Linked DNA regions of Homo sapiens: all the other regions are linked to region 1. The links are chromatin contacts, found by Hi-C or POLR2A ChIA-PET in ENCODE. All regions are on one chromosome and are shown on one strand. Each heading gives the region's core, a stretch centred on a gene start or an enhancer-like site at or near the end of the contact. The rest is flanking DNA. Distances are from core to core; before and after follow the strand shown. Region 1 holds the start of INAFM1 (InaF motif containing 1). Region 2 holds the start of BCL3 (BCL3 transcription coactivator). Region 3 holds the start of RRAS (RAS related). Region 4 holds the start of ALDH16A1 (aldehyde dehydrogenase 16 family member A1).

What was found. A loop is a pair of places that touch in the nucleus more often than their neighbours do. ChIA-PET counts read pairs that join two places held with the same protein, here RNA polymerase II (POLR2A). Pooled maps may share reads with other maps.
Region 2: a pooled map shows a loop between it and region 1 (7-fold over the local background). The contact joins the promoter of BCL3 here to the promoter of INAFM1 in region 1. A Hi-C loop is called at or near these places in 4 of 50 pooled maps. POLR2A ChIA-PET finds 5 or more read pairs at or near these places in 2 of 52 experiments (Caco-2 and RWPE1).
Region 3: a loop to region 1 is called in a pooled map, with 14 times the contacts of the local background. The contact joins the promoter of RRAS here to the promoter of INAFM1 in region 1. A Hi-C loop is called at or near these places in 1 of 37 single-sample maps with no recorded cell type and 4 of 50 pooled maps. POLR2A ChIA-PET finds 5 or more read pairs at or near these places in 1 of 52 experiments (Caco-2).
Region 4: a pooled map shows a loop between it and region 1 (13-fold over the local background). The contact joins the promoter of ALDH16A1 here to the promoter of INAFM1 in region 1. A Hi-C loop is called at or near these places in 3 of 50 pooled maps. POLR2A ChIA-PET finds 5 or more read pairs at or near these places in 2 of 52 experiments (WTC11 and activated B cell).

Annotation. Positions count from the first base shown.
Region 1 is chr19:47,272,040-47,278,792 of GRCh38, reverse strand. It overlaps INAFM1 (InaF motif containing 1), which reads right to left and starts at 3,908. Exons shown (of 1, transcript NM_178511.6): 1 at 3,070-3,908. The coding sequence starts at 3,873. The coding sequence ends at 3,445. It also overlaps a transcript of CCDC9 not described here. RefSeq lists a cis regulatory region at 260-397 and silencers at 3,537-3,986, 4,347-4,606, 5,217-5,526.
Region 2 is chr19:44,745,895-44,752,647 of GRCh38, reverse strand. It overlaps BCL3 (BCL3 transcription coactivator), which reads right to left and starts at 3,940. Exons shown (of 9, transcript NM_005178.5): 1 at 3,602-3,940; 2 at 1,268-1,421. The coding sequence starts at 3,857. RefSeq lists silencers at 3,702-4,291, 4,702-4,831, 4,892-5,371.
Region 3 is chr19:49,637,578-49,644,330 of GRCh38, reverse strand. It overlaps RRAS (RAS related), which reads left to right and starts at 4,188. Exons shown (of 6, transcript NM_006270.5): 1 at 4,188-4,385. The coding sequence starts at 4,233. It overlaps SCAF1 (SR-related CTD associated factor 1), which reads right to left and starts at 2,122. Exons shown (of 11, transcript NM_021228.3): 1 at 2,089-2,122. RefSeq lists silencers at 1,912-2,201, 4,062-4,451 and enhancers at 2,232-2,581, 2,692-2,791, 2,332-3,001, 3,002-3,671, 3,672-4,341.
Region 4 is chr19:49,451,975-49,458,727 of GRCh38, reverse strand. It overlaps ALDH16A1 (aldehyde dehydrogenase 16 family member A1), which reads right to left and starts at 5,503. Exons shown (of 17, transcript NM_153329.4): 1 at 5,307-5,503; 2 at 140-242. The coding sequence starts at 5,396. RefSeq lists enhancers at 3,951-4,910, 6,644-6,693, 6,704-6,753, 6,608-6,753.

The DNA.
Region 1 (6,753 bases), core at 2,659-5,158:
CTCCTGAGTAGTTGGGACTACAGGCATGCACCACCACACCCAGCTAATTTTTTAATTTTTTGTCCAGATGAAGTCTTGCTGTGTTACACAGACTGGTCTCTAACTTCTGGCCTCAAGTGATCCTCTGGCTTTGGCCTCCCAAAGTGCTGAGATTACAAGCAAGAACCACTGTGCCCAGCCTCAAAAAATATTTGTTAAAAGGAAGATTAAACAATGGAGACCAAAAGAGAAACCAAGAGAAATAGGAGGAGAAAAGGAAGAGATAAAGGGAAGGAGACAGGGGACACTGAGACTAGGGACCTGGAAGCTGTGGGGTGCGGGGGCAGGGGAAGGGGAGCAAGGTGGAAGAAAGTGTTGGGGTAAGATAAGTGTGGAGGAGAGAAGAAAGAGAATCAGCTGGGGCTGGGCACAGTGTCTCACGCCTGTAATCCCAGCACTTTGGGAGGCCGAGGCGGGAAGCTCACTTGAGGTCAGGAGTTCAAGACTAGCCTGGCCACTCTGGTGAAACCCTCTCTCTATTAAAAATACAAAAATTATACGGGCATGGTGGTGGGCGCCTGTAATCCCACCGCCACTGCACTCCAGCCTGGGTAATAGAGCAAGACTCCATCTAAAAAAAAAAAAAAAAAAAAAAGAACGAGCTGGGGACAGAGAGCAATAGGGAGGACACAGAATGAGCAGAATGAGTCAGAGACATACAGAGTGGGAGAGAGAAACAATACCAAGAGACACCAGAGAGATAAACAGGACACAGAAAGACTGAGACGCAGAGAGACAAACACAGAAAGAGAAAAGAGCCAGGACACACAGCAACAAGGAAACGAAAGAGTAGGAAAAAATGGGGCTGGGAGAAGAGAGATGAAAACCAAAGAGAGGGGGGCCAGTGGGAACCGAAATGGAGAGGCCCCTCCCTCAAACTCACCATTTGCTGGTGGCCAGGGCTTTGGACTGACTTGCTATCCCCAGAGGATCCCAGCTGGGGCTTTTAAACCCTGAGGGACAGAGGTGGTGGAGAGAGAGAACATGTGACATCGTTCTCAGGGCTTGAGATCACCAGTTTATTTATTCCTCAGAGCAAGTCTATGAAGAAGTACCATTAGCATCTTCATTCTACAGAACCACAGAGGCAGGGCCAGGCACAGTGGCTCATGCCTATAATTCCAGGGCTTTGGGAAGCCAAGGTAGGAAAATCACTTAAGCCCAGGAGTTCAAGACCAGCCTGGCTAACATAGTGTGAAACCCCATTTCTATTAAACAAACAAACAAAAAATGCTTAAAAATTTTAAATAAGTTATAAGGCTGGGTGCAGTGGCTCACGCCTGTAATCCCAGCACTTTGGGAGGCCAAAGTGGGCAAATCACCTTAGGTCAGGAATTTGAGACCAGCCTGACCAACATGATGAAACCTCGTCTCTACTAAAAATACAAAAATTAGCCAGGCGTGGTGGCGGGCGCCTGTAATCCCAGCTACTCAGGAGGCTGAAGCAGGAGAATGGCATGAACCCAGGAGGCGGAGCTTGCAGTGAGCCGACATTGCACCACTGCACTCCAGCCTGAGCGACAGAGCAAGACTCCGTCTCAAAAGAAAAAAAAAAAAAAGAAACAGAGGCCGGGTGTGGTGGCTCATGCCTGTAATCCCAGAATTTTGGGAGGCCCAAGTGGGCAAATCACGAGGTCAGGAGTTCGAGACCAGCCTGGCCAACATGGTGAAACCGCGTCTCTACTAAAAAATACAAAAATTAGCCAGGCGTGGTGGCAGGGGCCTTAATCCCAGCTACTTGAGAGGCAGAGACAGGAGAATTGTTTGAACCTGGGAGGTGGAGGTTGCAGTGAGCAGAGATCGAGCCATTGCACTCAAGCGTGGGGGACAAGAGTGAGACTTCTCTCAAAATAAAAATAATAAAAAATAAAAATACAAAAAAAAAATTAGCTGGGTGTGGTGGTGGGCACCTGTAATCCCAGCTACTCAGGAGGTTGAGGCAGGAGACTCACCTGAACCAGAAGGCGGAGGTTGCAGTGAGCAAGATCATGCCACTGCACTCCAGCCTGGGCAACAGTGCAAGACTCCATCTCAAAAAAAAAAAAAAAGAAACACAGAGGTCAAGTGACCTGCCCAAAGTCACACAGTTTGTAATGAGAGGAGCTGGAATTTGAACCCGAGTAGTCTCGCCCCAGTCAGTGCCCCTAACTATCACCTATGCTGACTACAAAGAAGTGCTGGCTTCCTAGATTCCCCTTCACAACCACCCTCTGGGGAGTGGTGGTGGGGTAAAGGGGAGGTGAGCAGAGCAGCTGACCTTCCTAACCACCTCCACAGATCTCCAGGAGCCACAGCGTGGGAGAAGATGCTCAGCCTCACTCTCCTGGGAAGGCCTCCAGCTCAAGCGGGGAGGCTGGACAGGAACCAGCTTCCTGCATGTCAGATCCCAGGCCCTGTCCAGAGCCAGGCCTCAGTCTTCCAGGATGGAACATGGCCTCCCCACCTCGGACTCCTTGCCCAGAAGCTAGACCTCAGTTTCCCGGCCTTGGTTTCCTAGCAGCGCCCCAGGCCAGAGGCTGCACCAGTCTTCCAAGGCAGCACAGCGCTTTGGTCATTGGCTCTGAGATTTCCAGACAGGCTGAGAAGCAACACCACCGCCGCCGCCATCCACTCTCATCTCTCTGACCCCAGGAAGTGGGCCAGCATCGTTCCCTCTCGGCAGCCAACTGAGATCCCTGGGTGATTCAGCCTCTGTCCCTGACATGATAATTACACCAACAGCAATTCCCAGAACCCCAGCTATTGTCCTATATCACCCCACCCCTCCTCTTGTCTCCTGTGCTGTAACACGAGGGCAGACACTCTGCTTCTCCCCAGAGACATTTGTCCTTTGCTCCAAGCACACAAAAAACTGGGAAGCCCTTCCCACTGTCTGACCTTCAAAGGCCCTGCTGCTGCTAAGCTGCTTCTCCCTACTCCAAGAAAAGAAGAGCTCCTTAAGGAAGGGGAACAGCCCACCCGGGACAAAACAGACAAAGGCCACACCCCAGGAAGGTCTTTCCCACACAAACTTGGGAGGGGAGGCATCTCTGCAGACAACAGGACAGACACAGCACGAGGCAGCCGAGGCTGTCGTTTATTGCAGATGGACACGGATTCAGGGAGGTGAAGAGGCAGATGGGCTGTGGGCTCTGTGCTCAGCATCCCACAGCAGGAGGGGCAGGAGACAGAGCTCAGGATGGGATCTTCCTGATGGTGGAGGACCCGGCCTGACCACAGAGTAGCTGCAAGAGGCAAGGCCCCGAGCTGACACCCCCTGGGCCCCCATTCCGCGGGATGACGGCTCCAGAGACGCTGAGCGATGTCATTAGGAAGAAGGCCGGACCAATCCAGAGACGGTGCATCCTCGGCGTGGAGCACAGAGCTCTCGAGGGCTGGCGATCCGGGTTGGGGTGGAAGGGAGAGTTACCCGGGTCTTCGCCCCTCCGCGGCCTCTGGCGTCTCTCTGGGTGTCTGGCGGCTCGGACGGCGGTCAGGGTCGCTGTAGCGGCGGCGGCGGCTCAGCGGCAGCTGGAGCTGGGGTCGCGGCCCGCCGGGGACTCCCAGGAGGCAGGAGAGGGAGGCAGCGGCGGGCGCCGGGACAGGCGGCACGCCCGGGCGGGCAGCACACGGAGGGGACGGCGCGCTGGGCTGTGGGCCGGCGGGTGCCGCGGGAGACCGCGTGGGTACCCAGATGAGACCGTAGTACACGGCGAGCAGCACGGCAGCTAGCGAGACGCAGAGGAAGTAGGCGCATACCGGAGCCAAGCGCAGCCAGCGCCCCCGCGGGCCCTCGCTCAGCCCCGCGCCTCCGGGGCTCTCGGCGCCGCCGCCCACGCAGCTGGTCCCCCGCATCCCCGCAGCCCACTCGGCTCCGCGCCGCAGACCGCACAGGCCCCGCCCCCACCAGGCCCCGCCCCCACCCCGCAGACCGCCCCGCTCTCTAAACCGCCCGCCTCCGGCCCCGCCCCCGCCAGCATGGTCACGCCCCCACGCGAGCTGCCGCCTCCGCATCCTAGGCCCACCCCCTCCAGCCTCCGCCCCACCACCGACAGGCGGAGGTGCTACCCCGCCCCCCTCGCTCCAGCCCCGCCCCCGCGCTTAGCCCCACCACCCCAATCACCGCCTCCTCCCGCCACAACACGGTTCTCTTCCCAGACTCGGACTTCATCCAGCCCAGGCATCTAGCCCGCCTCGGAGCCCGCCCCCTCGTCCCGCTCAAGCCCTGCCTGGAGCCCTAACCCGCCCTGTGCCGCAGCCAGTCTCACTTCTCTACCTGTCGGACTGCTCTACTCCAGTGCTCGAGCCCTGCCCGCTACGGCCTCTGGCTCCCACACTCTAGTTCCGGAATCCCCGCTCTCCTCCCGCGCGGGTTCCCGCGCGACACCCCGACCACGCCCCCGCTGACGGCCCCGCCCCATGCCCATGGCCAGAGCCCCACCCGCGCGCGCTGACCCCGCCCCCCGCTCTAACTCCGCCTGTCAGGATTCCGGCCCCGCCCAGGCAGCCTAGCTCCGCCCCCGCGGGACCCGCCTCCTCCAGCACACTCTCAGCCCGCTTTCAGGTATCCTCAGCACCTCAGGCCCCGAGGTTCCAGCTCCGCCCCTCACCGCAATCGCGCCCCTTCTCCCAGCTCCTCCCCAACGGTCAGCTTTTCCCTCTCCCTAGAGCCAAGGGGTCCAGACTAGGCTCTGGGGTAGAAAGAACACAGCCTGGAAATCCAGATAAACCCCTCCTCACGCCCCCTCCCCATCAAGGCGGGGAAGCTTCAGTCCCCTCCCAGCAGCGTCTTCAGGAATTCGGGGAGGCCTGCGGGAGGGGGGAGGGAAGACGGATCAGAAGGGTGGAGGAAGACCCCTTCCTTCCGCCTCTTCCGCCACAGAAAAGCCCGCCAAGCACAGCGACCCAGCCTGCCCCCTCCAGAAACACAGTTCAAGGGTGAGCGGAAGCACTGCGTTTAATACGACAGGGCTGGCGCCCGAGTAATTCAAGCCCTTCGGAAGTGTCACCGGCTGCCAGGCCTCGGATGCAATCCTGGAGGCGGGAGATTCGGCCTGAAGACTGGCTCGAGCCGCCCAGGGCCTCCATGGGAGACTAACGCGGAAGCGTCCCAGCCGTCCCAGTGCCGTGACGTCCCCCGTTGGTGGGGCCTGCACCCGACTACTGCCCTGGCCCCGCCCGGCTCGCAGACCCTGGCTCCTCCCCCCTTAGATTTAACCCTCTCCTGGCTGGAGTGTGGCAGAAGCAGAGGACAGAGGAGCGAGGCGGTGGGAGGTTAGTGCAGAGCGCGGAGGCCGCGGTCCGGCGGGCGCGGTCAGCGAGCGGCCCCCGGCAGCGGAGGGGCCGCCACCACCTTGCAGAAACGCACCCTCTGGAAGTCGGTGATCTCCGCCGTCTCCTGGCCTTCGGGGCCTGCCTCTGAGGAGAGAAGGGGCTGAGTCAGCGGAGGGGAGCAGTCTTCCCACCTCCCCCCCGGCCCAGCACCCCTCCCCCGTCTAGCCACGTCTCTCATCCAGTTCGAGCCCTTGCCACAGCAGGCTCGGCGCTAAGCGGTTTACGGGGCCCAGACTAATCCTCTCAGCGGACCCACGCAGCAGCAAACACTCCCAACATAACCGTTTACAATCGAGGAAACGCGGGTGTGGCGAGATCTGGCTCCCGACCAACAAGTGGCCCAAGACAGAGGGTCTGGGCCCCCGCGCCACCCAAGGCTGCAAACTGTCCTCTCCCACCCCCGCCCCATCTCACGGCCTTCATCAACCTCCACCAAGCCAGTCCTAGAGGACCCGCCCTCCCCTTTCCTTCGCCAACGCCTGCTATTCTAACCAGTCCTTCCTTGGCTCTGCCCCCAAAATCCTAATCCCACTCTGGGGGAAGGGGAGGCCATCTGAGATTCGAAATCTTACTCCTACGGAGTGTAGGTGGAGAGGGGCTTGGCCTCTTGCTCGCACTTCGTCGGTCCCAAAATGCTGATCGGGTACGCATGTCTATTCTAATTTGCCCCACTAGGTTGCACCTCGGAACTCTAATCCCAGCCACAGTTAAATCCAGTTTTCTGCCCTTGCCCATCTCTTTGGCCTTTTCGAGCCAGTTCAAATTTCGTAGTCTGCCTATAGCTCCTGCCCTAGTACACCAACGCCAACCACCTTTTTTGAGACGGAGTCTTGCTCTGTCGCCCAGGTGGGAGTACAGTGGAGCGATCTCGGCTCACTGCAGCCTCCGCCTCCCAGGTTCAAGCGATCCTCCCGCCTCCCAATTAGCTGGGATTACAGGCATGAGCCAAGGCATCCGATCCACACCCCATTACTCTTAAACCAGTGCTTTCCAAAACCCCTGAGCTCGACTCCAAAATTCTAATCCTTTCCTTAACCCCACCTCCTCAACCTCCATACCAAATTCCTATTGGCTTGGCCCATAAAGTTGCCCCTTTGCCCCACCCCTGCCACCCGGCTCCAGCCCCCCATCCCTATCCGAGCTCACCCTTTTCACCTCACCTCTATGGTCCAACTGCTACCTACACACATTCACCCCACTCCCCCCAAGCCCTCTGCCCCTCAGCCCCAGAGAAAGAGGAAGCAGCGGCCTCCATCCCATGCCCCATGCACTCCCCCACCTGGAGTTGCCTCAGACCCTTCCTCTTCAGCTTCCTGGGTTCCTCGGAGGCTGGGCCCACTCTCCGGGAAGGCAGGGGCTGACTGGCCACCTCCTAGGGAAGGGGAGCCCCAGTCAAGCCCC
Region 2 (6,753 bases), core at 2,691-5,190, 2.5 Mb after region 1:
CACAAACATGTTCTTCAGACTGCAGGTGATAAACCATGGGGGTTGTGAAATCAATTTAGGGGATCTTCAAATTAATGTAGTGGGCTGTGACCATGAAACAATGAAGTCGACTAGAATAGAAAATGGCAAAGTAAAGCTGTAAGCTGGGCTCGGTGGCTCACATCTGTAATCTCAGCACTTTGGGAGGCTGAGGTGGGAGGATCACTTAAGCCCAGGAGTTTGAGACCAGTCTGGGCAACATAGCAAGACTGCTGTGTTTCTACAAAAAAAAAATACAAAAATTAGCCAGGTGTGGGGGTAGCGTCTGTGGTCCCAGCTACTCAGGAGGCTGAGGTGGGAGGATCATTTGAGCCCAAGAGATCAAGGCTGCAGTGAGCTATGATTGCACCACTGCACTCCAGCCTGGGTGACAGATCGAGACCCTGTCTCAGAAAAAAAAAAAAGAAAAAGAAAAAAAGAAAAAAAGAAAATGTCACAGTAGAACCCACATAGTAAGGGCGAGTATTGTTTCATTTTGTGCAATTTTAATTTCAAGTTTGTGTGTGTGTGTGTGTGTGTGTGTGTGTGTGCTGGGTTTGAGATAAAATAATAGTAATATTAACAAACACTTACTCAACATTTATGCCAGGTCCAGTGATAGTTTTACATGTATAATTCATATAGTAAGTTAATCAATGAACTGTCTTTCTTGTTTTTAGGTTGTGACAAAATATCTAAAGACCACCGTTCCAAAAATAGTGTTCTAGGGGTGGGCTTGGGGCTCATGCCTGTAATCCCAGCACTTTGGGAGGCCAAGGCGAGTGGATCACTTGAGGTCAGGAGTTTGAGACCAACCTGGCCAACATGGTGAAACCCTGTCTCTACCAAAAAATACAAAAATTAGCCAGGCTTGGCAGTGGGCACCTGTAGTCTCAGCTACTCGGGAGGCTGTGGCATGAGACTCACTTGAACTTGGGGGGCAGAGGTTGCAGTGAGCTGAGATCGTGCCACTGCACTCCAGCCTGGGCGACAGAGTGAGACCCTGTCTCAAAAAAACAAAAACAAAAACCAAACAAAAATAGTGGCCTAGGAGGTAAATGCTCTCAAGGTGCCCATTCTTCAGAGGAGGAAACTGAGGCTCAGAGCAGGGAAGGGCCTTACTCAAGGTCACACAGCCTGTGGTGGAGACCGAGTTCTGACTCAGGTCCACTGGGAGCTGAGTGGCCCTGTGTTATGGACGGCTGGTCTTCCCAACCACCCCTCCCCTTAATAGGGGACTGTCACTCACGTGTCTCCGTCCTCATCTGCACGGGTGGCCATGGCGATGTCAGCAGAAAGGGGGTGTTCCATGGGGCACATCATGGGGTATAGGGGTGTAGGCAGGTTCACCAGAGGAAACGGGGAGCCCATGGCCCGAGTGGGGTACAAAGGCAGTAAGGCTCCTGGACAATGGAGGACAGAGAAGGGACATGGGTGAGGCCACACCCACAGACCCTCAACCCGCCCCCCACTTCTAAAACTTTGCTCCTGTGGTGTCACCTGCCCTTTCTCCTGGGTCCCTTTTGCATCCCATACAGGGTCCTCAGGGCCTAAAACAAACCCCCTTCCACGTCCCTCCTCTGGGCTCTGGCAGCTTCCTCTCCCTCTAGGGCTGGTCACCCTCATTGTCACTTATCTTCTGACCTCAATCTCCAATCAGACAAAGGGTCCCTTAAGAACAGAGGGTGCACCCATCATCACCTAGCAGGGGACCCCAGGGACTGTCTGCAGAGTGATTTTGTGGCTGATGAATTGCTGGGTGCAGGGTGTGGGATAAATGTAGAGTGGGTTTGGGGAGAGTGGAGGCAGAGAGGAGGTGTTACCAGAAGCCTGTTCAAATTGTTTTTGAGATGTAGTCTCGCTCTGTTGCCCAGACTGGAGTGCAGTGGCACGATCTTGCCCCACTGCAACCTCTGCCTCCCAGGTTCAAGCGATTCTCCTGCCTCAACCTCCCAGGTAGCTGGGATTACAGATGCTGACCACCACGCATGGGTAATTTTAGATCAAACTGTTTAAAAAGGGGCCACGGCAGGCCGGGCGCTGTGGCTCATGCCTCTAATACCAATACTTTGGGAGGCCGAGGCGGGCGGATCACCTGAGGTCAGGAGTTCAATACCAGTCTGGGCAACATGGTGAAACCCTGTCTCTACTAAAAATACAAAAATTAGCCAGGTGTGGTGGTGCATGCCTGTAATCCCAGCTACTCGGGAGGCTGAGGCACAAGAATCCCCTGAACTTGGGAGGCGGAGGTTGCAGTGAGCCGAGATCACGCCAATGCACTCCAGCCTGGGCGACAGAGCAAAACAAAACTCTGTCTCAAAAAACAAAAACAAAAACAAACAAAGGCGAGGGGACCATGGCAGCAGGCAAATCCATACCAACCCATCACACAGACGGGGAAAACTGAGGCCTGCTTTCTCACTCTTGGAATAGGAAAGCTGGGAGGCCGTGGCAGAACTCCTGATGCACATAGCTTGAGGCTCTCCAGCTGTCACGCTGATGGGGTGGAGGGTGCAGAAACTACCTAAAGTTTTGGGGCTCTGTAGAACGGCTCTCTGCAGCTTTGGGGGTCAATTGGGGATGGTGACGTGGCCACAGCTGTGGTAGAGGACACCCCTTCTTGAGATCAGGGATGGAGATAGGATGGAGAGAAGAGTGTGTGGTCTTCGTCATCTGCTGATCCTTGTGGGCCCTCTGTTCTTGAACTCCCAAGTTTCCAGGTCCTCGTATCTCCAATACCAGGCCTTGAGGCCTTGAGGCTTTCTGTCTGGAGACCCCTGAAATTTTCATCCTGCCTCTAAATTACCCAAAGTCTCAGAATTACCCAATCTTAGGATCCTCAGTCCCCTGATCCCTTCTGCCCACCTGATCTTGACCTCAAATAGGACCCTGATCACTTGTGGCCCCACATAACTGAGTACCCAGAAACCCGGGTCTCTGTTCTCCTGGGTCCTCAAGACCCCCTGGTATCTGGGTCCCTGGAGCTCTGGTTCATTTCCTTGGATCCTTGTGATCCCAGATATTGGGGTGCTCAGAACCCCATCTCTGTTTTCATAATGCCCATGTCTCCAGATATCTTGGTTCCTGAGATTGTGACATCCTGAGATCCTCAGTATCTGTCTCCTTAGAACCCCAGTCTCTGTTACCCTGACTCCCTTTGATTCTAATAATATCAGGATACAGGGAACCCCAGTTTCTCCAGCCCAGCTCAGCTTCCTCATAACGCTACACATCTGGCTTAAGAGCTTGTACTTTCTTGCCCCTAGGATACCAGGCTCTGTGCCCTGATTCCCTGACACCCCCATATTTGTACCACTGGGCATTGTCCCTGGCCCCCCCCCCCCCACGTCACTCAGCCCCTGGGCTTTGCCCCCCAGGGTCCCCAAATCCCCAGATCCCAAGGCACAGCTTACTGGCTCCCCGATGATCTCATATCTATATCCTTGGAACCTGGGCTTATATCCTCTTGTCCCCCAGGTCCCTGGAGAGACACCGGTTTGTGCCTCAAGCTCTGCCTCCTGGCTCTGGTGACCCTATGCTCTGTGTGGATCCCACCCGGCCCGGACCCTCGGGGGCCACTCACCGGGGTAGTAAAGCGCCTCCGGCCGGGCCAGGCCGTGGGGGGGCCCGGGGACCGCCGGCAGGTCGCAGCCGCCGCGCAGAGGGTCCAGGGGGACGACAAGGCCCGCAGCGCCGCGGGGAGCGGCGGGCTCCGGGGAGGGCGCGCGCAGCGGGCGCTTGCGGAGCGGCAGCGCGGCGCCCGGGAGTCCGGCGGCCTTGGGCCGGGTGCGCAGGTCCACGGGCCCCTCGTCCATGGCCCCCGCGGGGCATCGGGGCATGGGGCCGCCGGGGACGGCGGCCGGAGAGCGGCTGGGCTCGGCTGCACGGGAGGGTGGTTTCGCCGGGCGCCGGGACTTCCCCTGCAGCCGGCTGAACTGAAGGGACTTTTGTCGGCCGGGGCGGTGCCGGCCGCCCGCCTCCCCGCCCCCGGCCCCCCCGGGGCCACCCGTACGCCCCAGGGGTTTCCTGGACCCGCCGCTGCTCCCGCCGCTCTGAGGTGCAGCCTGCCCTGCGCCCCGCCCGCGCCGCGCCCCGCTTGCCCCCTCCCGGCCCGCGGCGCCTGGGGCAGCCAGGCCTCGGCGGGGGAGGGAGAGGAAAGGAGGGGTGGGGGGAGAGGAGGCGGGGTCGGGGGGTGGGGGGGTGTCCCCACCCCTGCTGCCAAGGGCCGCTCTCTCTGCCTCTGTTTTTGTCTTTCTGGCCCTATCTCTCAACATCTCTATCTCTGAGTCTGTAACTGTCTCTCTGGTTCTCCTGTCTGAGTAGGTGTTTCTCTCCGCAACCCCGCGTTTGTCTCTGTGTGCTCTGTTCCGTCTCTGTCTCTCTCTTTTGTCTCTTTGTGTCTGTCACCATCTCTCTGCCTCTCAGTTGCTGTCTGCTTCTCTGTCTCTCAGGAGGCCTTGGCATCTCTGGGACGGGGTTTGGAATCTCGGTTCCCACTTACTCGCTGGGTGACCTTGGCCAAACACTTCCCCTCTCTGAGCCGTTTCCTCCTTAGTGGGAGTGAAGAGACGCACCCGGGGCAGGGACTGGCACTCGGCAGGCGGCCAGGAACGATTCCTCTCCCTCCCCTCTTCCATCTCTGCCACTCCACGTGCCTCATCAGCTGTGGGTCTAAAGGGGCTGGGGGTGGGGTGAGGGTGGGGAGCGCTCCACTGATTGTGTCTCTGCACTCGTTGGGGGCCCTGCCCCCAGCCGGGGCCCGCGGGGCACCGGGGTGGGTGCTCGGAAAATCCTAGGTGCACAGAGAGAAAGAGACATGGAGACAGGCGCAGAGATCTTGAGAGAAAGAGAGATAGCAAGAGACACGGACACCAGGCCAGAGTCAGCGCGACCGAGGCCGGTGCTGCAGGAGCGGGGAGCAGTTTGGCTTCCCCCCGACTTCCCCTCCCACCTCGAGGAGGGGTTGATGGGTGGGGAACAGGCTAGGCGGGTTGGGGGCATGACTCAGGCTGGAGATGGGAGGGAGGGAGGAGGGAGGCGGGACTCTTCCCCGTCTCCTCCCCTCCTCTCCCTCTCCCCGCCCCGGGGTGGGGCCCCGAAGGTCCGGGGCTTTCCCGGATTTCCCTGGGGGCGGGGCAGCCGCTGGGGTTGAGTCCGGGTCACTGAGTCACAGGAGGCGGAGAGGGAGGCTTTGGGGACACAGGGGGCGGGGCATGGGGGCTGCACCCCGGACTTGCCCAGGGGGCACGCGGCGTCTCTCTGGTTCTCTCCCCCGGTCTCCTTCTGTCTTCGAAACTTGCCTGACCTCCCTCTGGTTGTCTCCTGCCCCGCCCTCTGTCTCTGTCTCCCCATCTCTGTTGCTGTCTCTGTGTCCCCTGGGACCTTGAAAGTGGGTATTGGGGCCCCGGGAAGGGACTTTGGCCGGACTCGGGCCCCACCCGAGTGGATCGTTAACCCAGGATGTGAGAAGTGGCTGTGTGGAGAGGCCTCACCCCTTCCCTTCCTTTCGACCTCTCTCTGGATCTCCCTTATCCCCCTTCATGGCGAAACATCCCGAGCACAGACCTGTGTTAATTCCACCTCCACCCCTTGCTCCCGGTGGGACCTCAGACAAGCCATCCCCTGCCTTGAGACTCAGTTTGTTCTTCTGGAAAATGGGACCAATGGCAACCCCTGCCTGCTGGTGTTGTGGGGGCCACAGCAAGGGAAGAGGGGAGGAATTCGGTTGGACAGGCTGGGGGCTGTGTTCCCTGCCCATCCAACCCCACCCCTGGGGACCCTCAGACACAGGAGAGGGGTGTGGAGCACTATCCCAATGCACAGAAAGGAAAGCTGAGGTTTGGAGGGGCGAGGCTTAGGGTGGGGACCCTCAGAGGTAGGGTGGGAAGGACACCCAAGCCTGTCCCACTCCTGGCATCCCAGGGCAGCTGGTGCAGTGGTTCCAACCTAGCAGGACTGTAGAGGGGAGAAGATGTGATGGGTCCGGTGGGAGCTTCGAAGGGCTGGGAGAGACGGTGCTGCTGGAAGAGAGGGTGCTGATGGTTCTCTGAGGTTGGAAGAGGGATAAAAGGGTCAGAAGGAGGAGGATCTGAAGAAGGAAGATAGGTCTGAGAGAGAAGTAGATGGTTTAGTGGGAGGAGGGGGAGAGGATCTGAAGGAGGAGGACAGGGTCTGTTGGAGGAGGTAAGGGTCTGATGGAGGAAATAAGGGTCTGAGGGTGGAGGCGAGGTTTGGAGGGAGGAGGTGAAGGTCTGAGGGAGGAGACAAGGGTCTGAAGGAGGAGATAAGAGTCTGAGGAAGGAGGCGAGGGTTTGAGAGAGGAGGTGAGGGTCTGAAGGAGGAGGTGAGGGTCTGAAGGTGGAGGTGAGGTTCGGGGGGAGGAGATGAGGGGCTAAGGGAGGAGGTGAGGGTCTGAGAGAGGAGACGAGGGTCTGAAGGAGGTGGGGGTCTGAGGGAGGAGGTGAGAGTCTGAAGGAGGAGATAAGCATGTGAGGAAGGAGGTGAGGGTTTGAGAGAGGAGGTGAGGGTCTAAAGGAGGAGGTAAGGGTCTGAAGGTGGAGGTGAGGTTTGGAGGGAGGAGGTGAGGGTCTGAGAGGAGGTGAGGCTCTGAAGGAGGAGGTGGGGGTCTGAGGGAGGAGGTGAGGGTCTGAAGGAGGAGATAAGCATCTGAGGAAGGAGGTGAGGGTTTGAGAGAATAGGTGAGGGTTTGAAGGAGGAGGTAAGGGTCTGAGGGAG
Region 3 (6,753 bases), core at 2,939-5,438, 2.4 Mb before region 1:
TGTCATGGAAATTCTTTGATATGATTCCCCAGTCAGGCAGTTGAAAGATCATCCATCAAACAGGTGGATGTCTTGATTAGGGCTTCAGAAAAATATGAATATTTCAGCTGTAAGCTTCCCCATGACTGTCAAATCTGCTACTCATAAGACAATATCCAATCTCAAAATTCCTAGAAAGCTTCAAAATCCCTAACCCACAACTCAGTATGCTTAATTGTAAATGCACGAAATAGGAGCATCTATCTCAGAGAATGGCTGTGAATACTCAAAGCCTGACTTCTGCCACACATTTAGAGCACCTCAAGTGCTCAATACGGATGAAGAGGAATGACACTATTAGCCCTTAACGCCCAGGTTTCCCCTACATCTGTCTCCTCGCTTCCCCCACAGCATGCCTGCAAAGACAAGGCCCTGGTCCTGTTCTAGATCCCATATAGATTTTCAAACCATGCCAAGCCTCCATATTCAGCCTCCCAGCTCCACCTAATTCCTAACTTCCTAAGACACACCCAACCCTGATAGTCTATTACATCCCAGCCTCTTTCACCAATACTCAATAAGCTCAGCCCCAGTTCCTGGCCCTGGAACTGCTCTCCAGCACCTCCCGGGGAAGCACATGCTACCTACAACAGTGACTGTCACATATCAGAAGCTTAATCAACATCTGCTGACTACAGGCTGAGGGATCCCCAAACCCTCTGCAGTATACAAAGATGCTTGCTTGCTCATTTAGAAAGCACCAGGCTTCGCAGACACACCCTCAGCTACTGAGATCTTCTGAACAGAAGAATGCTCTGCAGATACTGCTAGGTCCTATCTGGATCAGTGGTTTCCCCAACAACAGGGTCATATACCAGTTTAGTGCTTCACAAATAGCTTGTTTTAAAAAGTAAATAGAACAAAATAGTTCTTCACAGCACAGCACAAGTAGTAAGTGGAAATGTCAATTCGTGGAAGGTGAGTTAATGTTAATACATTATGTTATATAATGTTAAATACATTATGACTGTCTGTACCAGGTCTCAATGAAAAAATGTATCTTAATGCAGATCACGGTCAACATGGCCCAGGTTTCCCCTTGAAAAGCACTGTAATAGTGGGTCTAGATGACCCTCCAGACTCTTCCAGACTAATGTAGATTAATTCTAACTCTCTCAATAACCCCCAGGGTAATGCAGAATCTTAAAACATTTTTCATTTGAATTACTGTCTGAAGGGCAAGTATATCTAAGCTGGGCAAAATTTCCTCATTCTCTTTCCGTATTATTATTCGCCACAAGCTGCTCTGACCCCAAAGGCATTCGAATTTGCTCCAGGCATCAAAACTGCATTCCTGCAGTCACATTAAAGCCATCTAGATGGTTCCAGGTCCTTCTAACTGCCCCCAGCCTCCTGTCACCCATTATTAGACACTACCCATACCTTGGAGACCCCAGACCCTCAGTACATCTCAATATTTGGCGCCCTTCCCTGGTGGGCATAACCCAACCCCCTAGGGGGCCCTAAATGACTTCTTAGCCCTTGAACACTCCTTCTAGGCCTGATAAATGGCCCCAGACTTATGCAGACCAGTTGCATCCTCAGGCCAGCCCATGCAGACACTTTCCAGCCCTAAAAGACATACCCCAGGCCTCTAGATGGCTCTGAAGATACTCTTCAGGTCTTGCAGACCCTCCTTCACCCCTGGGACATATCTCAAGATCTCAAGATGGCCCCAGAACCCTCTAACCAGACCCTAGCCTCCGGTCAGCCCAAAAAGACAATCTACAGTGTCTACAGACACGATCCAGGCCAGCTGTGTGATGGAGGGCAGGCCTTAGGCTCGGTCTAGGCCCAGAGACGCCCCAAGTCCTCTCGGAGACGCCCCATAGACGCCCCCAGGAACCCACGGATGCGTCCCGGGGCCCTGAGAAGGCCCCCCTCTCGGCGCCAGGTTTCGCCGCAGCTGCCGGGCCCGAGACCGCCCCGAGAAGCCCTCTAGGACCCGTGGCTTGTGGGGAGGACCCCGGGACAACTAGCGACCCAACTCCGCCCCGCCCACCCCAATAGGCCCGAGCCCCGCGGCCCGGACTGCCGCCGCCATCTTACCCCGCCGCTCGGGCTGCGGCTCCGGCCCCGGCGCGGGGCGGGGCGGGCTGGGGCGGGGTTCGTGAGCAAAGGAGGAGAGAGGCGGAGCTAAAGCGCCGCCGAGCTTGCCGGGATTTCAAGTACCGAGCACGGCGACGTGAAGGCCGGCGGGAAGGCAACCGCACTCGGTTTCCCAGAAGCCAATGGGACACATGGGGCGGGGTCCGCGCGATGCACGCCGGGAGGCGTAGTCCGCGCACCGCCTCTGTCGCGCGGGGACAGCTAATGGGGTGAGAGGTGAAGTGGGCGGGGCCGCGGTAGCCCGCGATGACGCCCCACAGTGCCCTGCGCGCGCGCGGAAAGGGTGGCGGAACAGGAGGTGACGTAAGAGGCGCCAGGCAGAACAGACGCAAGGGAATTGTAGTCCGGCGGAGTGAGCACGACTTGCTGGATGTTGTGCTGCCCACATTCTGGGGCTCTCAGAATCCAGATCCTCTAGGCCCCCCTAAATTTAGAACCAGACGGGATGCAGTGGCGCACACCGTAGTCCCACTCGGGAGACTGAGGCGGAAGGATGGCTTGAGCCTAGAAGTTAGAAGCCAGCCTAGGCAATATAGGGAGACCCCGCCTCTAAAAAAATAAAAATAGGCCAGGCGCGGTGGCTCACGTCTGTAATCCCAGCACTTTGGGAGGCCGAAGCAGGCGGATCATCTGATATCAGGAGTTCAAGACCAGCCTGACCAACATGGTGAAACCCAGTCTCTACTAAAAATACAAAAATTAGCCTGGCGTGGTGGCTAACGCCTGTAATCCCAGCTACTCGGGAGGCTGAGGTAGGAGAATCGCTTGAACCCGGGAAGCGGAGGTTGCAGTGGGCCAAGATCGCGCCATTGCACTCCAGCATGGGCTACAAGACGGAAACTCCGTCTCAAAAATAAACAAATAAAAATAAACTTAGAACCTAGAAGCCCGACCCCATAGCCGCCTCGTTCAGTACAGAGAAGTCTGAATTCCGAATCCTCTCACTCAGAGCAGTGTCCAGACTCCTATTTCCCTCCTCCCTCCGACTCAGGAGTCTGATTCTTCCTTCCTCGGATCCAAGAGTCGGTCTCCCAGACTAGTCCTGGTCTCAAGCTCTCACATACGAATTCGGGTCCCCCCAAGCCAGTGCCCTCGCTCGGATCCAGAATCCTGGGTCCCCAGCCTCTCCAATTCCTGGACCTAAGAGTCCAGGCCCCCGGCTCCCTCCTTTACCGAACCTAGTACGAAGGAACCTGTCTACCTTCCTCCCTGACACCCTCCTCCCCAGGACCCAGGAGTCCACATCTCCAGCCCCATTTTCTCCTAAGGACCCAGGAGTCTGGGCCCTCTGCTTCCTTCTCCTTCAAGACCCAGAAATCCTGGCCCCAGGCTCTTCATGACCCAGGCATCCCTACTTGGGCGAGCTGGCTCATGGATTAGGAATGCAGTGATCTCACGGCCCCTCCCTGCCCCGTTACCCTGCTGTCCCCCTCTAGGGCCCCACTCTCCTCCCAGTCTGTCTTCCGCTTGGCTGGGACAGCGGGAACCGGAAGCCTGGGTCCCTTAGCGGGCGGAGACTCTAGCTTCTAACCCAGACGCCGGGGTCGAAAGCTTGGCTAGGATCCCAGGAGGGAGGTGGAGCTACTCCTCAAAACCTGCTGCTTCCTCGGAGCGCCCTATATACGGCCGCGCGCGCGAGTCGACGAGCTCCGCCTACCATACTAAGGCCTCGGAGACGATGCCCCAAGCAGCAGTGTCACAGGGGTCCTTATTTGCATAGCCCCTCCCCTGAGGAACTTTCCGCCCCGTCTGCTGAAAGAATAAATTCTTATTAGCATAGCCACGCCCACAGACCGCCCTCCCGCTGAGAGCGCGTGGCGCCGCTCAGGGCAAAGCACAGGTCTCTCATTAGCATAGCCCCGCCTCATTCGGAATTCCCCTTCGCAGCGAACGCCGTTCCCTTTCCCTTATTAACATAGCTCCTCCCTTTCTTTGGCCCGTCCCCCTCCTTAAGTGTCCGGAGACGCGAGCCCTCCTTGCCAGAGCTCATGATTATGCAGTAGCCTCATTAGCGTAGCCCGCCCCCCCGGGTCCCGCCCGGCTCCCCCGCAGGCGGTAGCGAAGGCAGCAGCAGCGGTGGCGACATGAGCAGCGGGGCGGCGTCCGGGACAGGGCGGGGGCGGCCCCGGGGCGGGGGACCTGGGCCCGGGGACCCCCCGCCCAGCGAGACACACAAGCTGGTGGTCGTGGGCGGCGGCGGCGTGGGCAAGAGCGCGCTGACCATCCAGTTCATCCAGGTAGTGGGCCCTCACCCGGGAGGGTGTCCCCCGGGACCCAGAACTGAGCCCTTGGGGGGATCCCCGAGACCCCTTTTCCCCCTTGACCCATCACTGAGACCCTCCTATAAGGCCCTCTAATCTTAAAAGATCCCCACAGATTGTAACCTAAACTCTTGGAGAGCCTCCATCCCCTGCACGGGGGACCCTTCCTTCTGCACTCGCATCCCGAGACCCACTATTCCCTCTCCCAGTGCCTAAGACCCCGCTTACCTGCTGACCTGGCTTTGAGCACCTCCTGGGAGCATGCTAAATACAAAATACTCACCCCATTCGGACCCTAAGCACTCCCAGGACCCCCACCACGCCCTTGGTGCCACCTTCCACCACCCTGAGCCCTATCTCCCCCAAATCCCAGTCCCCAACTTCCCCTCTAAGCCATTGAGAGCCTTCCTGGGAGAATGCCAGTGCCCAGCACCTTTGAGATTCCACCACGTTCGATTCTTTTTTTTCTTTTTTTTTTTTTTTGAGACAGAGTCTCACTCACTCTGTCACCCAGGCTGGAGTGCGGTGGAGTGCAGTGGTGCGATGTTGGCTCACTGCAACCTCTGCCTCCTGGATTCAAGCAATTCTCCTGCCTCAGCCTCCCAAGTAGCTGAGACTACAGGCGAGTGCCACCATGCCTGGCTAATTTTTGTATTTTTTAGTAGAGACGGGGTTTCACCATATTGGACTGGTCTCGAACTCCTGACCTCGTGATCGGCCTGCCTTGGACTCCCAAAGTGCTGGGATTACAGGCATGAGCCACCGTGCCCGGCCCCACGTTTGATTCTTAGCCCCTTCCATGACTGCCCCCAGAATCTAGAAATTCTACCCAGACCCTGGCCCTGAGACTCTTCTGGGACTACCCAGTCCTAAGAGAGTCCTGCTCTCCGACCCGAGATTTAAAAAGACATCCTGCCCCTTGGCCATTCCAGAAATCTCCAAGACCCCAAGTCCTGACAATCCCCCATTCCCGGAGGCCCAAACCTCCACTCTCCCACCCCACCCCCAAGGAAAACCAGCCCCTCCTCCATCCCATGCTTTCTCCGCTGCAACTCCCTGAGCCCCTCTCAGAAACCCTGAATAGCTCTCAAATCATCTCCATGGAAGAAGCCCCCAGATTCTTGGCACCCCCAGAAAGATCTATTCCTTGGGAGTTTCTCTGACCCCATAAATGAACTCAATGTTTCTAAGACTGTATATACTATAACCTCCCAAAACCCCTGAGCCACCTCCGGGCTGGCTCCCAGTTCTCAGCCCTGAGCTTCTCACGCTGTGCTCTGAGGTCACGCCCCTAACTACCCCCAGAGCCACAATCCCTCCCAGGGCTTGATCCTTACAGCCTCCCTCCAGGACAAGCCCCTCACCAAGCACCCCTCTAACCGACAGATGCAGCCTTCAGACCCCTAGCCTCCACATCACCCCCTTTCCTGAAATTCCACCCCAGCCCAGGAAACCTCCTCCCCATTCCTGAGGGAGGTCCTCCCAGCTTCAAAGAAATCCTAGAAAAGTGTCTTGGCCTGACATGCTACCGCAGAGGCCCCGGGGCCCCAGGACACCCCCCTCACCCCCACCAAGAGACCCCTTCAAGGGCCTGGGAGGAAGCCCTGCTTGTGTAGAGAAAGGCCCCAGCCCTGGGCCCCTTGCACCCAGAGGCAGTCCCAGAGCTGGCCAAAGGCTTGGCTGGCAGCGGGCAGGACCCAGGCAGGAAGGGAGGGGCTGGGGCCCGAGGGTGGGGCAGCCTCTCCGCAGCCGGATTGGAACCGGGACCTTCCCCTGGGAGGAGACGCTGGAGGCCGCCTGAGCAGGAGAAGGAGACGGGGGAGGAGGAGACGGGGGAGGAGGAAGAGAGGGAGGAAGCAGAAGAGGAGGGAGAGATATAAACAGGCAGTCTGGACAACAACGCCTCCGATAACTGATACATTCAATATTTAATGGGGTTTTGCTCCGAATCTTGCCAGTGCTGGATGGAGTGTAGTGCTGTTCTTAGCCTCCTTTTTCAAATGAGGAAACTGAGGCTCAGAGAGGGGAAGTGATTTGTTCAGTGTCACACAGCTAGGATGTAATCACGATGTGGGACATGTACCTTATACCAGAAAGAGAGGACCAGGAGTGACTCAGAGAGAAGAAGACTGGTAGGAGGGGTGGGGGGCAGGGAAAGGGGGGCAGGGGAGCAGCTACCCAAAGAGAAGGGGACAGAGACCCAGAGAGAGAGAGTAATAGAGACTCAGAGAGACAGAGGGGACAGAGACCCAGAGAAAAGGGGGCAGAGACCCAGCAACAAGGACAGACATCTGGAGAGAGAGAGAAGGACAGGGCAGGGCGCAGTGGCTCACATCTGTAATCC
Region 4 (6,753 bases), core at 4,254-6,753, 2.2 Mb before region 1:
AACCAGACATCGCAGCCCATCTCCCACCACCAGCTGTTTCCTGCCCTCAGGGCCCTAGGCAAGGGGAATGGGTGTTGGTGGGTAGGGCTAGAGGGCACAGATACCTCCCTTCCACTAATGACTGGGGGACATCTCGTACCTGTGATGGGATCCTGGCAAGGCACTGAATTTCTGTGTTCAGGCTTTAACCACTTCCCATTCACATAGTGGCCCAAGCACCGGTCCTGGGTGTCCAGCCAGGCCTGGGGGAGGTAGAGACAGTTTGGAAAGGGGTTCGGGAGGAGCTGGGGCAGTTCAACCCCTACCCAGAATCCTCTAGGAGGGGACGTCTGTCTCCCTCTGCCCCATCAGCTAATTCTTTTCCTCCTATTGCTTTAAAAAAAAAGTTTGTGGTAAAATAGAGCATTTCAAAGTGTATAGTTCAGCAGTTTAGTGGCATTCTGTGCATTTACAGTGTTGTGTAACCATCACCACTCTAGTTCTAGAACATTTTTTCATTTTTTTTTTTTGAGACTGAGTCTTGCTCTGTCACCCAGGCTGGAGTGCAGTGGCATGATCTCAGCTCACTGCAAGCTCCGCCTCCTGGGTTCACGCTATTCTCCCGCCTCAATCTCCTGAGTAGCTGGGACTACAGGCGCCCGCCACCACATGCGGCTAGTTTTGTTTTTGTATTTTTAGTAGAGACGGGGTTTCACCATGTTGGTCAGGCTGGTCTTGAACTCCTGACCTCAAGTGATCTGCACGCCTTGGCCTCCCAAAGTGCTGGGATTATGGATGTGTCAACATCTTTAATTCATTCAATTAGGGTCTCAACTGAGTCCTTGGGCTGGTGCCACAACAGTGGCACCTATTTGGAGTCCACTTTGGGAGGCCGAGGTGGTCTGAGCCTAGGCATTCAAGACCAGCCTGGGCAACATGGTGAAAGCTCATCTCTACAAAAAATACAAAAAGTTAGCCGGGTGTGGTGGTGAGTGCCTGTAGTCCCAGCTACCTGGGAGTCTGAGGTGGGAGGATCACTTGAGCCCAGGAGGTAGAGGCTGTAGTAAGCCAAGATCACGCCACTGCACTCCAGCCTGAGTAACAGAGCAAGGCTCTGTCTCAAAGAAAAAAAATTTTTTTACCACATCTCACTCACCACATCTCCTCCATATTTCTTTCTTTCTTTTTTTTTTTTTTGTTTGAGACAGAGTCTTGCTCTGTCACCCAGGCTGGAGTGCAGTGGCGCGATCTCTGCTCACTGCAAGGTCCGCCTCCTGGATTCACGCCATTCTCCTGCCTCAGGCTCCCGAGTAGCTGGGACTACATGCGCCTGCCACCACGCCTGGCTAATTTTTTTGTATTTTTAGTAGAGATGGGGTTTCACTGTGTTAGCCAGGATGGTCTTGATCTCCTGACCTCGTGATCCGCCCGCCTCGGCCTCCCAAAGTGCTGAGATTACAGGCGTGAGCCACTGCGCCCGGACTTCTCCTCCATATTTCTTTCTCATCCTGGTCACGTCTTCCCTGATGCTAAATCCAAAGCACACTGCTCACTTGCTCCTTCTACAGACTCCCCTAGCATCTCTGATGTCACATATTCCTGATTTTTCTCTTACTGGCCCTTCTTTCTTTTTTTTTTTTGAGATGGAGTCTTGCTCTTGTCTCCCAGGCTGGAGTGCAATGGTGCGATCTCAGCTCACTGCAACCTCCGCCTCCTGGGTTCACGTGATTCTCCTACCTCAGCCTCCCAAGTAGCTGGGATTACAGGCGGCCGCCACCATGCCCAGCTAATTTATATATTTCTAGTAGAGATGGGTTTTTACCATGTTGGCCAGGCTGGTCTCGAACTCCTGGCCTCAGGTGATCCACTCGCCTCGGCCTCCCAAAGTGCTGGGATTACAAGCATGAGCCACTGTGCCTGGCTTCTCCTTTCTCTTTAAAGCAAAAAAGTTACTTAGAAGTTCCAAACTCAAACGCCCACAGGGAGAGAGACATCTGTGAGAAAGTCAGGGATATTTGAACATGAACTGGGCATCAGATGACATTAAAGAATGATTGTTGGCCGGGCATGGTAGCTCACATCTGTAATCCCTGCACTTTCCCACGCTGAGACGGGAGGATTGCTTGAGCTGAGGAGTTTGAGACTAGTCTGGACCTACACAGCAAGACCCCATCTCTACAAAAATAAAAGTAAAAAATTTGCCAGTCATGATGATGCACACTTGTAGTCTCAGCTAGTCAGGAGGCTGGGGTGGGAGGATTGCTTGGGTCCAGGAGTTTCAGGCTGCAGTGAGCTATGAACGCTACTGAATGCTAGCCTGGGCGACAGAGTAAGATCCTGTCTCAAACAAACAAACAAAAAACAAAAAGAATGACTTAATGTTAAGTGTGGTAACAGACCATGGTAGTTTTGTAACAAAATGAGCCCTTATCTGTTAGAAGAAAGGATTCAAATATTTATAGGAAAATACTGTGACATCCAGGATTTGTTTAAATTACTCCAAAGAAAATACAGAAGGAAACAGCGCTGGGATAAATGTTGATGATGGTTGAGGCACAGTGATGGGTAAACAGGAGTTCAAAATAAATGCTAATTATTCTGTGCAAGTTGGAAAGCTTCCCCCCAAAAGAAAAACAAAATTCCAAAAGAATGTCCAGAGGGTTCCAGGAGGCCTGAGAAGAGGGCCTGGATGAGAAGAGGAGCTTAACGATTCATGGAAAAGACAGGAGCTATTGGTCCCAGATGACTTTTGTCAGGGAAGTTGAGCCAAATGTTGACACATTTTGGAATTTTATTTTCAAGAGGACCTCCCGGATGTTTACATGGAATCAATTGTCCAGCATTTCACATAAAAAAAAAATAAAGTTCACGCCAAAGAAAACATGTTTGTTGGTTGAGTCTGGCCCAGAGACTGTACGGTTGAGAACTTTGCTGGTGTAGGCAAGACCACGGGTCTGAAATGCAAGGACTCAAGTCCAAGTCTCAACTTCACTTTTTATGTTTTATTTTTATATTAATAGAGATAGGGCCTCACCATGTTGCCCAGGCTGGTCTCAAACTCCTAGGTGCGAGTGATCCTCCTGCCTCGGTCTCCCAAACTGCTGGGATTACAGGTGTGAGCCACTTGCCTGGCCTCAACTTCTTTTTTTTTCAGGGGGGACAGGGTCTTATTCTGTCACCCAGGCTGGAGTTCAGTGGTATGATCACTGCACCTCCCAGGCTCAGGTGATCCTCCCACCTCAGCCTCCCGGGTAGCTGGGACTACAGGTGTGTGCTGCCATCCTCGGCTAATCTTTTGTTTTCTGTTTCCTTTTTTTTTTTTTTTTTTTTTTGAGATGGAGTTTTGCTCTTGTTGCCCAGGCTGGAGTGCAGTGGCGTGGTCTCGGCTCACTGCAATCTCCACCTCCTGGGTTCAAGCGATTCTCCTGCCCCAGCCTCCCAAGTAGCTGGGATTACAGGTGCCTGCCACCACGCCCAGCTAATTTTTTGTATTTTTAGTAGAGATGGGTTTCACCATCTTGGCCAGGCTGGTCTCGATCTCCTGACCTCATGATCCGCCCGCCTCGGCCTCCCAAAGCGCTGGGATTACAGGTGTGAACCACTGCGCCCAGCCATTTTTGTATTTTTTTTGGAGACAGCGTCTTGCTCCGTTGCCCAGGCTGGAGTGCAGTGGTGCAATCTCAGCTTACTGCAACCTCTGCCTCCTGGATTCAAGCAATTCTCCCACCTCAGCCTCCCAAGTAGCTAGGATTACAGGCAAACACCACCACGCTCAGGTAATTTTTGTATTTTAGTAGAGATGGGGTTTCACCATGTTGGCCAGGCTGGTCTCGAACTCCTGACCTCAGGTGATCCGCCCACCTAGGACTCCCAAAGTGCTGGGATTACAAGTCTGAGCCACCACGCCTGGCCCAATGTTTTGTATTTTAGTAGAGACGAGGTTTCACTATGTTGCCCAGGCTGGTCTCGAATTCCTGAGCTCAGGCGATCTGCCCGTCTTGGCCTCCCCAAGTTCTAGGCTGTGCCAGGGTTCTGATCCAGTTCCTTCCACTTGGATCATTGCTCTGGCCTCCTGCCCTCCCCCTCAAAGAAGCCTAAGCTCCTTTCGCCTGGGTGCTGGGGGACCCTGGGGGATCATGAGAGCCCCGTGAAGGAATTCTGAGAGTGCCTGGGGAAACGACAGAAAGTTTGAGGTGCCCTACTCATTTGCAGGAACCCCACGAGGGTTCTGGGGGCCTCTGAGGGGTCATGGGAGTCCTAGGGAGGTTCTGAGGACCCCCAGGGGATCATGGGACCCTCACGAGGACTTCAGGGGTTCCTGAACAATCATGGGAACCCTATGGGACATTCTGAGAGCTAGAGAGATCATAGGAGCCCCGTGAGGGTATTGTGAGGGGCCATAAGTAATTACAGGAAGTCCTGATGTGGCTGGGTGCAGTAGCTCACGCCTGTAATCCCAGCACTTTGGGAAGTCGAGGTGGGTGGATCACTTGAGGCCAGGAGTTCGAGACCAGCCTGGCCAACATGCTGAAACCTTGTCTCTAGAAAAAGTACAAATATTAGCTGAGAGTGGTGGCGCGCGTCTCTGGTCCCAGTTACTTGGGGGGCTGAGGTGAGAGGATGGCTTGAGCCCAGGAGGTTGAGGCTGCAGTGGTGTGATAGCGCCAGTGCACTTCAGTTTGGGCGACAGAGTGAGACCCTGGCTCAAAAAAAAAAACAAAAAAAAAACCCAACCCAAACCGGAAGTCCTGATGTATTCTAGGCTCCTGAGAGTTCCGATGAGGTCACATGAACCCCACGAGTATTGAGGGGTCCTATGGGATCACGGGGGCTCCATGGAAGTTCTGAAGGTCTCTGGGTAATCAAAGGGATGAAGGGAGTCCCTCAGGAGGTCTGGGGTGCTCTGGAGGCCCATGGAAGCCATAGGATGTTTTGAAGAGTCGTGGAAAGACAATGGGGGTTGTGGGTCACTGGAGCCTCACAGGAATCCTAAGGGGTCTGGTGGGTGGCGTCAGGTTCTGAGGGGACCCTGAGGAATCACGAGAGCGTCTAGAGGAGTTCAGGAAAACCGCGGAAACACTACGAGGAGTTCAGGATCAAGGGGCAAGAGAACCAGTGGGGAAGACCGGAACAGACTAAAAGGCTGCCACCGCCAAGGCTCAAGGGAGCGTCCTACAGGGCGCGATCCTATTGGGCGGCGGGAATCACGGGGACTAAGAGAGGCGGAGCGGCTGAGCTACCGCAGTGGATGACGGGACTCCCCGCGAAAAACCGGGCGCCCAGGCCTGGGGAACGCAGCGAGCAGCGCCGGCCGGGCAGACTCTCACCAGTGCGCATGCGTGGCTCTCCGGCACCGGTCCGTACTCCAGCGAGGTGAAGATCTCGCGGGCGCGGGGCCCTGCACGCGTCGCAGCCATCGCCTACCCCGAACGCTTTCCGCGAAGACTGCGGGGCGCTCTGTGTTAAGGGGAACCTTGAGGTCCGAAGAGCGACACCTCCGGTTCCAGCCCAAAGGGGCGGGGCTAATGGGAATGGGGTGGGGCTACAAGATACAGAGAGCAGCCACGCCCACACTTTTTCCTTAGGACCCGATGGCCCCGCCTACGTCCCCCACGGGGAAGCGTATTTAGGAGCATGCGCACTGCTTAAAACGGGGAGGAAGGGGAGACGGCGATGTGGGTACTTTGCGAATAGTTAGGAGGGCTCCGGATTTATGAGGATCGGCGTGGCCGGGCACGATGGCTCTTGGCTGTAATCCCAGCACTTCGGGAGGCCGAGGCGGGCGGATCACCTAAGGTCGGGAGTTCGAGACCAGCCTGACCAATTTGGTGAAACCCCGTCTCTACTAAAAATACAAGCATTAGCCGAGCTGTGGTGGTGCGCGCCTGTAATCTCAGCTACTCAAGAGGCTGAGGCGGGAGAATCACTTGAACCCAGAAGGTGTACGTTTCAGTGAGCCGAGATCGCGCCACTGCACTCCAGCCTGGGTGGCAAAGGGAGACTGTGTCTAAAAAAAAAATAGTAATAAAAAAAAAGGGTCGTCCTATTGATGCGTCTTCCCAGTGCCTTGTTTTATAGTAGCAGGAAGTGCAGGTTTTGTTTTACCTTTTATTTTCTTGAGACAGGGTCTCCCTCTGTCGCCCAGGGCTGGAGTGCAGTGGTCCGATCACGGCTTACTGTCGCCTCGACTTTTCAGGTTTAAACATTACTCCTGCGTCAGCCTGCACAGTAGCTGGGACTACAGGCAGGTGCCATCAAGCCTGGCTAATTTTTTTTTTTTTTTTTTTTTTGGTAGAGACAGGATCTTGCTATGTTGCTCAGGCTGGTCTCGAACTCCTGGGCTCAAGCGATCCTCCTACCTCGGCCTCCCAGCCTCAAAGTGCAGCTTTTCTAATTATATTGACTAGAGGTCTAGATCTAGATCTAGACCTGGCGGGTCTAGATCTGGACGTATTAGGATCTAGAGCTGGCAGGAAGTGATAATTCAAAGATAAAAAGGGTACCTTTTAGGATGGACATTGAGATTAAGGTTTGGAAAATGCAACCTTCACTGCAAAGTAAGGGGGCCAGTTTTGGTTGTGGAAAGAGTGGAAGTCTGGCGCTTTTTTTTTTTTTTTAAGAGATGGGGTGTGGGACGTTATCTCATTGTATTGCCCAAGCTGGTTTCGAACTCCTGGCCTCAAGCGATCCTCTTGCCCTGGCCTTCCAAAGTGCTGGGACTACCGGTAGGAGCCACAGCGCCCAGCCGGAAGTGTGGCTTTCATAGATACAGGA